Linked DNA regions of Homo sapiens: region 2 is linked to region 1. Evidence: chromatin loops called from intact Hi-C (ENCODE). Cell type or tissue: heart right ventricle. All regions are shown on one strand. Links, peaks and the distances in the headings refer to the core of each region. The heading gives the core; the rest is flanking DNA. Region 1 has its middle 50 kb from the start of LRRC74A. Region 2 overlaps POMT2 (protein O-mannosyltransferase 2).

Evidence for each region. Hi-C counts contacts between places; a loop is a spot of excess contacts. Peaks named below come from ENCODE experiments on the same cell type or tissue, not always from the same donor. Only the 100,000 strongest peaks of a DNase experiment are listed, where the experiment ranks them.
Region 2: it touches region 1 in a loop (9-fold over the local background); 69 of 110 quality-filtered maps call a loop at or near these places.

What each region holds. Positions count from the first base shown.
Region 1 is chr14:76,873,303-76,878,675 of GRCh38, reverse strand. No RefSeq gene overlaps it. Among named protein-coding and RNA genes, the nearest start is that of LRRC74A, 50 kb to the right of the region's middle. In heart right ventricle, for the core only: a CTCF peak has its summit at 2,481 (motif pointing left); a DNase peak (open chromatin) is centred at 2,485.
Region 2 is chr14:77,313,210-77,318,582 of GRCh38, reverse strand. All of the region lies in intron 1 of POMT2 (protein O-mannosyltransferase 2), which reads left to right. Among named protein-coding and RNA genes, the nearest start is that of POMT2, 5.0 kb to the left of the region's middle. In heart right ventricle, for the core only: CTCF peaks have their summits at 2,288 and 2,489 (motif pointing right); a DNase peak (open chromatin) is centred at 2,502; H3K4me3 peaks cover 406 bases; H3K27ac peaks cover 696 bases.

The sequences.
Region 1 (5,373 bases), core at 323-5,322:
CAGAGATGGGGTCTTGCTATGTTGGCCAGGTTGGTCTTGGCCCAAGCAGTCTTCTCACCTTGGCCTCCCAAAGTGCTAGGATTACAGGCATGAACCACTGTGTCTGGCCCACAGTAACTTTTTTTTTTTTTTTTTTTTTTTTAAAGGACAGAGTTTTGCTCTGTCACCCAGGCTGGAGTGCAGTGGTGTGATCTCAGCTCACTGCAACCTCCATCTCCCAGGTTCAAGCAATTCTCCTCCTTCAGCCTCCTGAGTAGCTGGGATTACAGGTGCCCGCCACCACACCCAGCTAATTTTTGTATTTTTGTAGAGATGGGGTTTCGCCATGTTGGCCAGGCTGGCCTCGAACTCCTGACCTCAAGTGACCCACCTGCCTCAGCCTCCCAAAGCGCTGGGATTACAGGTGTGAGCCACTGTGCCTGACCCACACTATCATTTTAAAAAGGTCTTGGAGTATGCTATGACTCTGCCCTCACCCTGCAGAGCCGTCTCCTTTAGACACCCACGTTCCCTGATGGCCCTCAAGGCCCCACCTGACCTGGCCATGTTCCCTCTGAACTTGCTTGTACCACGCTTGCTCTCCTTCCCTCCATCTGCTCTGGCCACAAGGGACACACCAAAGGGCTCCTGCATGGAGACTTTTCTTCAGCTGTGCCCTCTTAAGTGCTTCCCCCAGATGCCGCGTGGCTTCCCACAAGGCCTGCAAGCCTGCCAGCCTCCTGGCTCTATTTTTCCCCATAGCACTTCTAATATACTGTATGATTCACTTATTTCTTACATTATTGGTCAGTCTTCTCTTGCTAGAATGCAAACTTCACATGAGAGACAGGTTTTGTCTTTTTTTATTCACTGATGTATCCCAAACACCCACACAGCACAGGACACACAGAGAGCCCTTAATAAGTATTTACTGAATGTCAGTGAAGTCATTTACACTTTGGTATAAATAAATGTGCATTCTCCCCCTTTACCCCAGATAATTTGCCTTCTGTTTTTTCCCTACTAATTTCTAGAAGGGGTTATTTCTTGCATCACAGTGCACTTGGGAAAGGCATTTTGGGGCTGTGGGTTTTACAGTCTTTTTTTTCTTTTTCTTTTTTTTTTTTTTGAGACAGAGTCTTGCTGTGTCGCCCAGGCTGGAGTGCAGTGGCACGATCTCGGCTCCCTGCAAGCTCTGCCTCCCAGGTTCACGCCATTCTCCTGCCTCAGCCTCTCCGAGTAGTTGGGACTACAGGCGCCCGCCACCATGCCCGGCTAATTTTTTGTATTTTTAGTAGAGACGAGGTTTCATGGTGGTCTCGATCTCCTGACGTGATCCGCCCGCGTTGGCCTCCCAAAGTGCTGGGATTACTAAGCATGAGGCACCACGCCCGGCCTACAGTCTTGAAATAACACTTAGTAGACTGAAGACCCACTGTGGGGCAAGGACTCAAGGAGAGAGAAGCCCAAAGAACTGCCTCACACTCCTCAAAATCAGAGGGGGTGGGTGGCAGCCTCCTGGGTTTGACAGAGAGGGAAGGAAGGGATAGCATCTCACCCACGTTTATTATGTGACCACAGCTGGCTGCTCCAAGGACAGGGAAGAAGAGAGAGGCGTGGAGAAATAGACAAGCTACTCGCAAGGTTGTAGTTGTATTCAGAAGGTGTCTGGTTGCTTGCCTGGACTTCCCTTCCTGCAGCTACTAGATGTGGCAGGTGGGCCAGAGTTGCTGAGAAGCTAAAAAAACTCAAGCTGCAGGGACCTGCACTGCAGTGAGGCCCCTTCCAAGGCCCTGGGGGGATTTGATGCTTATGGTCTTGTCAGCTTTAAGAAAATGTGTCATTTGTTGTGATTCTTCCCCCTCATTCTAAACATCCACTTTCTATCCCTAACATTGTATTTGTGAATTTGTATTTTTTTCTTTTTTTTTGAGACAAAGTCTCATTCTTGTCCCCCAGGCTGGAGTGCAATGGTGCCATCTCAGCTCACTGCAACCTCTGCCTCCCGGGTTCAAGTGATTCTCCTGCCTCGGTGCCTCCTGCCCCCCAACCCTGAATAGCTGGGATTACAGGTGCCTGCCACCATGCCTGGCTAATTTTTGTATTTTTAGTAGAGACACGGTTTCACCATGTTGGCCAGCCTGGTCTAGAACTCCTGACCTCAGGTGATCCACCCGCCTCTGCCTTCCAAAGTGCTGGGATTACAGGCGTGAGTCACCGCACCTGGCTGTATTTTTTTTTTAAAGAGGGCCCCTAAATTGTATAAGCTCAGCTCCCACAGAACCTGGACGTCGCAGGGAGGCTGAAGGCTATGGCCCAGGCTCCCCTGGTGCAATCTGTGTCACTGAAGCTGGCTGCATTGCTGCTTTTCTGAGGGCACCTAATAAGAATTTGATTTCCCTGAGCCAGTGTGGGGTCCTATTTTCTTCTGTGCATCTCAACTGAGCCTTAGGGAGCTGGGAAAGGCTATGGAGATGGGGTACTTGTGGGGTTGGAGCACCCTCTGCTGGGAAAGCAGAGGTACAGCCGGGAGTGGCTGCACTGAATCAGGGTTGTTAGACACAGGTCAGAAAGCAGGAGGGGCTTGGACTTAGCTCACAGACAAGCCCCTCTTTTGGGGCATGGGCACATTGGAGCACACACACCTCATCTCTGAAATTCAAATGCGAGTATGCTGCTGTGTACATGTGCTCCATTTCCATCCCACCTGGAGGAATACCAACAGGAGTAACCGCAATTCAGTTCTGACACTAACCCCCCTAGGGTTGGCAGCAGACTTTAGTTTTCGGGCTCAGTCCTCCACAAAACTGCCTCTGTTTCAGTACCAGCTGCAAGTTGGGCACCCAGACCACCTGCACTTCTGACCAGCCAGCTACAAATTTGAGCATCCCCACTGCTTCCCCAGTTTTGATAATTTGCTGGAATGACTCAAAGCTCACTGAAAGCACGATACTGTGCTTATAAAATCACAGCTTTATTACAAAGATACAGCTCGGGAACAGGCACACGAACAGTGACAGAGGGCAAGGTCTGGGAGGGAGCACAGAGCTTCCATGTTCTCTTCCCATGGAATCAGGGATCGCCAGCCTCTGGCATCTCAATGTGTTCACCAACCAGGGAGTTCTGCAGAGCCTCAGTGTGCAGAGTATTTACTGGGGTTTCATTGCCTAGGCTTGCTTGAGTGAACACTGGCCACATGACTAAACTCAATCTCCAGCCCCCTCTCTCCTTCCTGGAAGTCTATTGGCCAAAAGTACCAACCTCTAATCCTGTGGGTGGTCTTTCTGGTGACCAGCACCTGCCTAAAGTGATCTAGGGGTCCACCCTGAGCCACCTCTTTAGCATAACAAAGATTTTCATCTCTCAGGAAATTACAAGGGTTTTGAAGCTCTGTGCCAAGAACCGGGAAGAAGACCAACTATATTCTTTATCATCAAATAACACATCCACACAAGCACAAATCATGTCTCAGGTAGCCTGGACCCCACAGCATTTAGCCAGTCACTCTGTTTCATCCACAGACTGCCTAGGGTGGTGGCAACACAAGCCAAAGCCCTCTGAGGGTTCCCTGGATGACCTTCCATAAAAGGAGCTCCCGGGCCTGGGGCAGCCTCACCCCAGCTGCCCTTGGGTTCCCTCCCCTCCAGGACACCTGCTTCTTGAAGAATGGTTCAAGGCCACTGGGCAGGAGTTCGTGTTTAGGGCACAGGCTGGCCTTGCCAGTCATTGTGTTCTTTTGTTTAAAACAAAACAAAACAAATCCCAAGCCCCCACTTGGCAAGGCAGGCCTGGTCGCCTGAGGACACCACAGCTGCCACCATAGTCAGACACCAGAGGCTGCAGTTTGCATCGTGAACCTGCAGGCCCGGGACCATGAATGACACCCTGCACCGTTACCACTGCTGCCCCGGGAACTCCACTGAACTTCAACGTTGCAGCTACCACAGGGAATTCTCTGTAGCCCTTGGTTCTTTGGTGCCAGCTCCTGTATTTGGAGTGGCTATCTGGGTAGGCATAATCCTATGTCCCAGCTGCCTTCCCCAACACTTGTAAGGTAGGGCATTTTTCAGCCCAGGTGGGAAGCCAAAAAAAAAAAAAAAATGCCGGATGTCTCTCTGTCTCCTGTTCTTTCAGGCCTATGATACTGCGCTGCCCACACCACACCCCCCAGTGCTGCTGGCCCCTGGTCTTCCCACCCCACCCTCCAAGACCATGGACAAATTCTTCTGTTTTAATGCCAGCCTGAAGCCATGGCCTGAGATTGGAACACCCCCCATGGTATTTCCAACACCTATTAGTTGGGTGTTTCAAAGATAGCTGTTCAGTTTGGTCCCTCCTGTGCTCTGCTGGTCCTCCAGCTCCCCATACCTCTCCCTCTCAGGAGTGGAACACCACTGTAAGGAGGGCATGCTTATATTAGGCACTTACTGTATGCCAGGCCTTGGGCTTGGTGTTTCATGTGTGTGATTTCATTAAATCTTCACAGCCATGTTCTCTGATGGCCTTCAAGCCCCCACCTGACCTGAACACATTCCCTCTGAACTCACTTCCACCATGCTTTCCTTCTTTCCATCTGCTCCAGCCACAGAGGACACACCCTATAGAGGAGGTGGTACCACTAACATTCCTGTTTACAGATGAGCAAACTGAGATTCAGAGAGGATAAATGAATTGCTCAGAGTCAGAGATGGTAATTGGTGAAGCCAAACAGAATTCAAACCCAGGAGTGTCAAATGCCAGAATTCGCAGGCTTAATCCCTTCATAGTTCTAGTACACAGATATCCACACTCCGCTTCTCCCACCTGCTCCCAGCACAATTTCTGAGCCATGCAGCTGGTGGGGAGAGGGCATCAACTTGCCCTTGAGAATTTGGCCACACAGAGCACCATCTCAGCCTTCGCCGCCTTCCGTTAGCCAGTCCAGCCTGGCAGAGGGGCGGGGAGGCAACGTGGCTAAGCCCTCAGGGAGCCACAGCTGTATTGCCAGGGCCTGGATCTTGGCGTTGCTACTTACTGGCTGGGGCACCTTGGGCAAAATGCTTAAATTCTCCACACGCCCCCCTCCGCCCCCGTTTCCCTGGCTGCAAAATGGGGATTCTACAGTGCTCACTATGCAGAATCACTGTAAGGATGCTAGGAGTGAGTGCATGAAGCCGCATTGAGTCGGGTATGGAAGGACAGCAAGCACAGGGTGCCGTCTCTCTGGGTTGCAGCCTGACCACCTCTGAAGGCTGGGCCAGCGCCTCTGAGCCATCTTTGACCTTGACGCCCCTCCTGCTCCTGCAAGGCCCCTCTACCTCTGCCTCGTCCTCCATGGGAAAGCTGCAGCTGCTGCTGGGGTCCTCCTGCCTGCCAGCCTCCTGACCTGCCAAACTGACAAAGCGCTTGTGCAGT
Region 2 (5,373 bases), core at 250-5,249, 440 kb before region 1:
ATGGGCAGTGTCACTGAACAGTTGCAGCCTCAATCACTAGACAAGGCATAACCTAAGTAAGGCCCTTAGGATCTCAGGAGAAGCATGTGATTTGTATCAGCCGCATTGATAGAAGGTGGTGCTGATCTGTGTGTTTGCACACCTATGAGGGAGGTCTGCGTTTGGGAGTTGGTGTTGATGTCATCAGGCACGTGGGAATAGTTCAAGACTGGCCGTGTCCATGTGAGTTTTTGTTTTCTTTTTTTATTTTCTTTTTTATACTGACCTGCTAGATAAAGTTTTTATGTTTTCATAGTGAGATGACAAACTCAGCCACAGGTCAGATTGCCAGCCACAGTTGCTGCTTGACCTAGATGGACCATGTGAATGTTTGCCAGGCTTTGGTGCTGGATAGGGACAAAGAGAACATTGTTTCCCTTCTCTTTACATCTCCAGGGTCCTGTGGTGTTCCTTCCCCAGATGCCAGGATTGTTTCTTTCCTTCCATTGCTACATAATGAGTGTGTCCTACCCTAGTAACTATAACTTCACCTTTTCTCCATTTATCCCCTACCAATACGCAGGCCTTCTAATATCCAATTGTTAGAAAATTGACAGAGGCCCATTATGTCTTCTACCTTGACACATGTGGGCCACTGTAGGGGGACTTTAAAAGCACTATACCCAACCAAATGATCATTAACTTTATGTTCTGGCACCAGGCCATTCCAACAAGACAATCTAGTGACTGAACTAGAATTAAGTCTGAATTACATAGATAGCCTCCTCCTCCCAGCTGATCTGGGCTTTCTGTAAGGGGGAAGAAAGATGAATCATGGCCAGAAATGGTCAGGGGAGAATCTCACATTTTCAAAATAGGTTTATATAACCCTCCACCCCTTTTTCCTGATCATTACCCAGTTGGTAGGCAAAAGGAGATGACCCATTTCTGAGAATGGCTGCCTTAGGTGACCAAACTGCTTCAGTAAGGTTTGCAGACCAGGAGGAGGTTAAAAACATAGAATCAAAAATCTTTTTGAGTTGATCTTTGAGGGAACTGTTCAGTACTTGACAATGTCATGCCTGTGGATGGTAGGGAGTGTGGGAGGTCCATCGAATACCTTGGCTATTGACTGTTGACACTGTTGGGTGGCCATTGCGACAAAAAGATATGCCAGTGTCAGACTGTAGATGGTTTGGAAAGCAGAAAACCTGGCAGTTTAGTTTCAAGGGCCACAGTGGTATACACAGAGTCAGATAATTGGACTGGAAAAGCAACATCAGCACTGTAAACTGAAAAAGTATCAGCAGTAGCAAGGTACTGATGAGAGCCTAGAGAAGGGAACAAAGTCCTAATGTCAATCTCCCAGGAGCAGGTGTGGTCAGTGCCCCTTGCAATGTGGCTTCCTTTACTGCAAGACAAGCAGGCCAACTTTTGGCAGGAGTCACAAGTCTGGCACGCAGTGGTGGCTTCTGCCTCAGAAACATGTAGTCCCTTACGTTGTGCCTAGCCCATGATGGTAGATGTTTCCACACCGGTTGCATGAATCCAGGTGGCTATGGCAGCAGTCTTGGTGGTGCAGGCTGGATCAGCAGTTTGATTCCAGTCAGTCTTACGAGAGTACCTGCCCTTAGTGTGGGCACCTACGTGAGTGATCCAGTCTGTCCTATTGGCAGGCAGCCATGATGTGTTTCCACACTTCTCAGCTTTCATCTCTCAGTATTTAGTCTTCCAAGTGGCATACCAAATGCTTCAATCCTTACTGCCATCAGCCATCCAGAGTTATCATTGGGGCTAAGTGCCTGCTGCTGCTTGGTGGGCAACATCAGCTTTTAACTCAGCCTAATCATTGGTGAGCCAGGCCTAAGCATTTACAGGAACCCCTGTGAATCAAGGGCCCTACTGAACAGCAGCTCGGCTTCAGGTAGCAGAGAAGGTTGTTTCTCCCAGAGTGGGAGCTGCCACTTCTTCACGTAAAACCAAGATGCCTCTAGGGCCAGGCTAGCTATACTCTTTTTTTTTTTTTTTTTTTTTTTTAGAGATGAGATCTGACTCTGTTGCCCAGTCTGGAGTGGAGTGGTACAATCATAGCTCACTGCATCCTCAAACTCCTGGGCTCCTCCTGTCTCAGCCTCCTGAGTAGCTGGCACTACAGGCACGTGCCACCATGTCCAGCTAATTAAAACAGATTTTTTAAGAGCTGAGTTCTCACTATCCTGCCAAGGCTGGTCTTGAACTCCTGACCTCAAGCCATCCTCCTGCCTCAGCCTCCTGAATAGCTGGGATTACCAGCTGTACTCTTGAATGTACTATTTCCATAGGATCAGTGAGGCTTGTTAAACCCTTCCCTTGTTATCAGTAGATTCCCATTGACCCACCCCAAAGTGGGAATACTAGGCCAGGGAGTCCTGAGGCCTTTATGGGTCTGGCAATCAATTTCAAAGTGTTGAGTAGTTAACTAAGGAGTTAATAGCTGTCCTTTTAAAAAGGGTGTGCTTGGTACCTATGTCCAGCAGGTGGCACTGTGATTCTGGTGCATGGCTCTCAGTACTCCAGCAGCCACAAAGTTGTTTTTTGTTTGTTTGTTTTTGTTTTTTGAGATTCTCGCTCTGTCGCCCAGGCTGGAGTGCAGTGGCGCAATTTCAGCTCACTGCAACCTCTGCCTCCTGGCTTCAAGCAATTCTCTGCCTTAGCCTCCCGAGTAGCTGGGATTACAGGCGCCCCTATCACGCCTGGCTACCTTTTTGTATTTTTAGTAGAGACAGGGTTTCACCATGTTGGCCAGGCTGGTCTCAAACTCCTGACCTCAGGTGATCCGCCCGCCTCGGCCTCCCAAAGGGTTGGGATTACAGGCATGAGCCACTGCACCCAGCCGCCACGAAGTTTTTAAGCCTGTGATTTATTTCCTTTCCCTTCCAGGGATGTAGATTTTTTTCTTCTGGACCACCAGGAGAGGACAGGATCACCTGTCTACACACAGCAGCCCTTGCCCAGGATAATCCTCTTCGACACTTATGGGATCAGTATCAGCTATACATTCAGCACTGGAAGCCACAGGAATAGTACATTGAAGAGGCCCAAAGAGCTCTGCCTGGAATGTCACTTTAACTTCCCTTCCCTACAGGGAGCGTGGCTCAAACATTACCAGTTTAATCTGGACACTTTTTCCCCTCGAACTAATGCGTCTAGAAGGCCTGCATCAGGGGCTATGGTGACAGCCAGCCAGAGATTTTGCCATTTCCCAGTCGGAGAGTGTGGCGGTGCTGGCTGCAGGGAGTGGGGAGAAGCTTTTTCTGCTCCTTTAGCTCTTCACTAGGCTTGCATCACGACCTCCCCAGTGTCGCTCCCTCAGGGTTAGGGGCCCTTTTCCCTTTAGTCCTTGTGCGCACTGCTATGGCTGTCCCTGCAGTCCTGAGTGTCTGCAGTAACCTCTGTGTGTAGTACATCCTTCCCCCCATGAGACATGGTAGGGTGGAGATGTGGGACCTCATATCCAGCAGAGCCCTGAGTTTGCCCCTCTCCTCCCTGGGGCTCTCCAGCATACTAGGATGGGTGTGTATGACCTTCAGTCCCCTTTAGGGACATGGAAACCTCAGCCCAACCTTTAATCATCTCAGTCTTTAATGCAGCTGAGGTTGTGGTAGAGTGGGAGGGATCCTGGGACATAAAGGGAGAGAGTGGCTCCGAGCCACAAAGCAAGTCATATTTATATTTACTTTTGGCTTGAGTACACAGCTCCCCCAAGGATCTTTCAGTGTTTCATTTTACTCAAAGTTCTATCTTATATAGCAGGGTCCTATTGCCGCACCGTTGGAGACTTGTTGATTGAGCAGCCATATCCATATTGCCTTTTGGCAGGGGCTGCTGGGCTTGCTGCCATTGTCATGATCACTCCTCTTCCTCCTTTTGCCCAGAGGACAGGGCAGTAACCAGGGTGACATTCAGTGGCTTGTTTCAATCCTACCTCTTTCCATCAGCCTCTCTAATAGTGGGACAGTGGGGGACTCTCACTACCCCATTGCCTGCCCATGGAGGCCCTCATTCTTTCTCTTACCAAAGACTATGTCTCTCCTCATCCTATGCTTGTCTCCACACTGTCAGGGGCTGTGATTTTATCTTAGCCTACTTATTAGCTAATAAGTTAGCCTGTCACTGTTTTTTGCATGCTGACAGAAGACAAAGTCTTGGGTCAGAGACAGAGGACTTTATTTCTCATGGCACAGCAAGTGGGATGTGCATCAGCATGTTGGCATCAGTTTCCTTTGCCCCTAAGTCCCACGTGGTGCTGAGGGACTGGATGAATGCTTGCACATGCAGTAGCTTGCATCACAGCTGAGTAATATTAAGCTTAGGGAATCTGCTGTTTTATGGCAAGCAATAAACAAGACAGCCCTCTGTCTCAGAGGGAGACACTAACTTCCCTCAAGGTTGTTTACTGCAAACAGCATTCTTGGCATACCTTGCAAGGCCTGGAGGAGCACAAGAGAGCCACGGAGGACTGTCTCTCCTAACACAAGCAATAAAAGCCAGGAGGAAATATGAATGTTACAACTGGTTTTACTTGGGAAACTTTTGAAGTAAAAATCTGGAGCCCAGGCTGGGTGCGGTGGTTCACACCTATAACCCCAGCACTTTGGGGGGCTGAGGCAGGTGGATCACCTGAGGTTTGGAGTTTCGAGACCAGCCTGGCCAACATGGTGAAACCCCATCTCTACTAAAAATACAAAAATTAGCCAGGTGTGGTGGCGGCCGCCTGTAGTCCTAGCTACTTGGAAGGCTGAGGCAGGAGAATCGCTTGAACCCGGGAGGTGAAAAGTGCAGTGAGCCAAGATTGTGTCCATGTACTCCAGCCTGGGCAACAAGAGTGAAACTCTGTCTCAAAAAACAAGCAAAAACAAAACAAAACAAAACAAAACAAAAAAACTGGAATCCTTTTGTTAGTATGTTCCCAAACAGATTTAAAAACTAACCACAAATGTCAGGACAGTTTAAGGAGGGCCCAGCAGGGATGGTACTTTATAATCTACAGAATTCTTTCACATGTGTTATCTGAGTTGAGCCCTAAGGCCTCCCTGGGAGGTGGGCAGGGCAGATAATATTATTGTCTTCATTTTGTAGATGAGATAAGAGGACTAGAGAGAATAAGTGATTTTGGCGGGTTGTGCCATTAATTAGTGGTGGAGCTGGGACTGGATCTCTCTTTCTGCAAATCAGTTTCATTACCCTGCTTTGAAGTTATTTCTGTCTTCGACCTCACCATGCCAATGTCCTCACTGCCTGTCAAGGTGTTTAGCAGATGCTGAAATAGACCTATTCTTTTGCCTATCTTGGACCCACCAAGTAAGATATAAAAAGAACCTTAGATTCTTAGGTAAAGCATGTTTTCCCCTTATG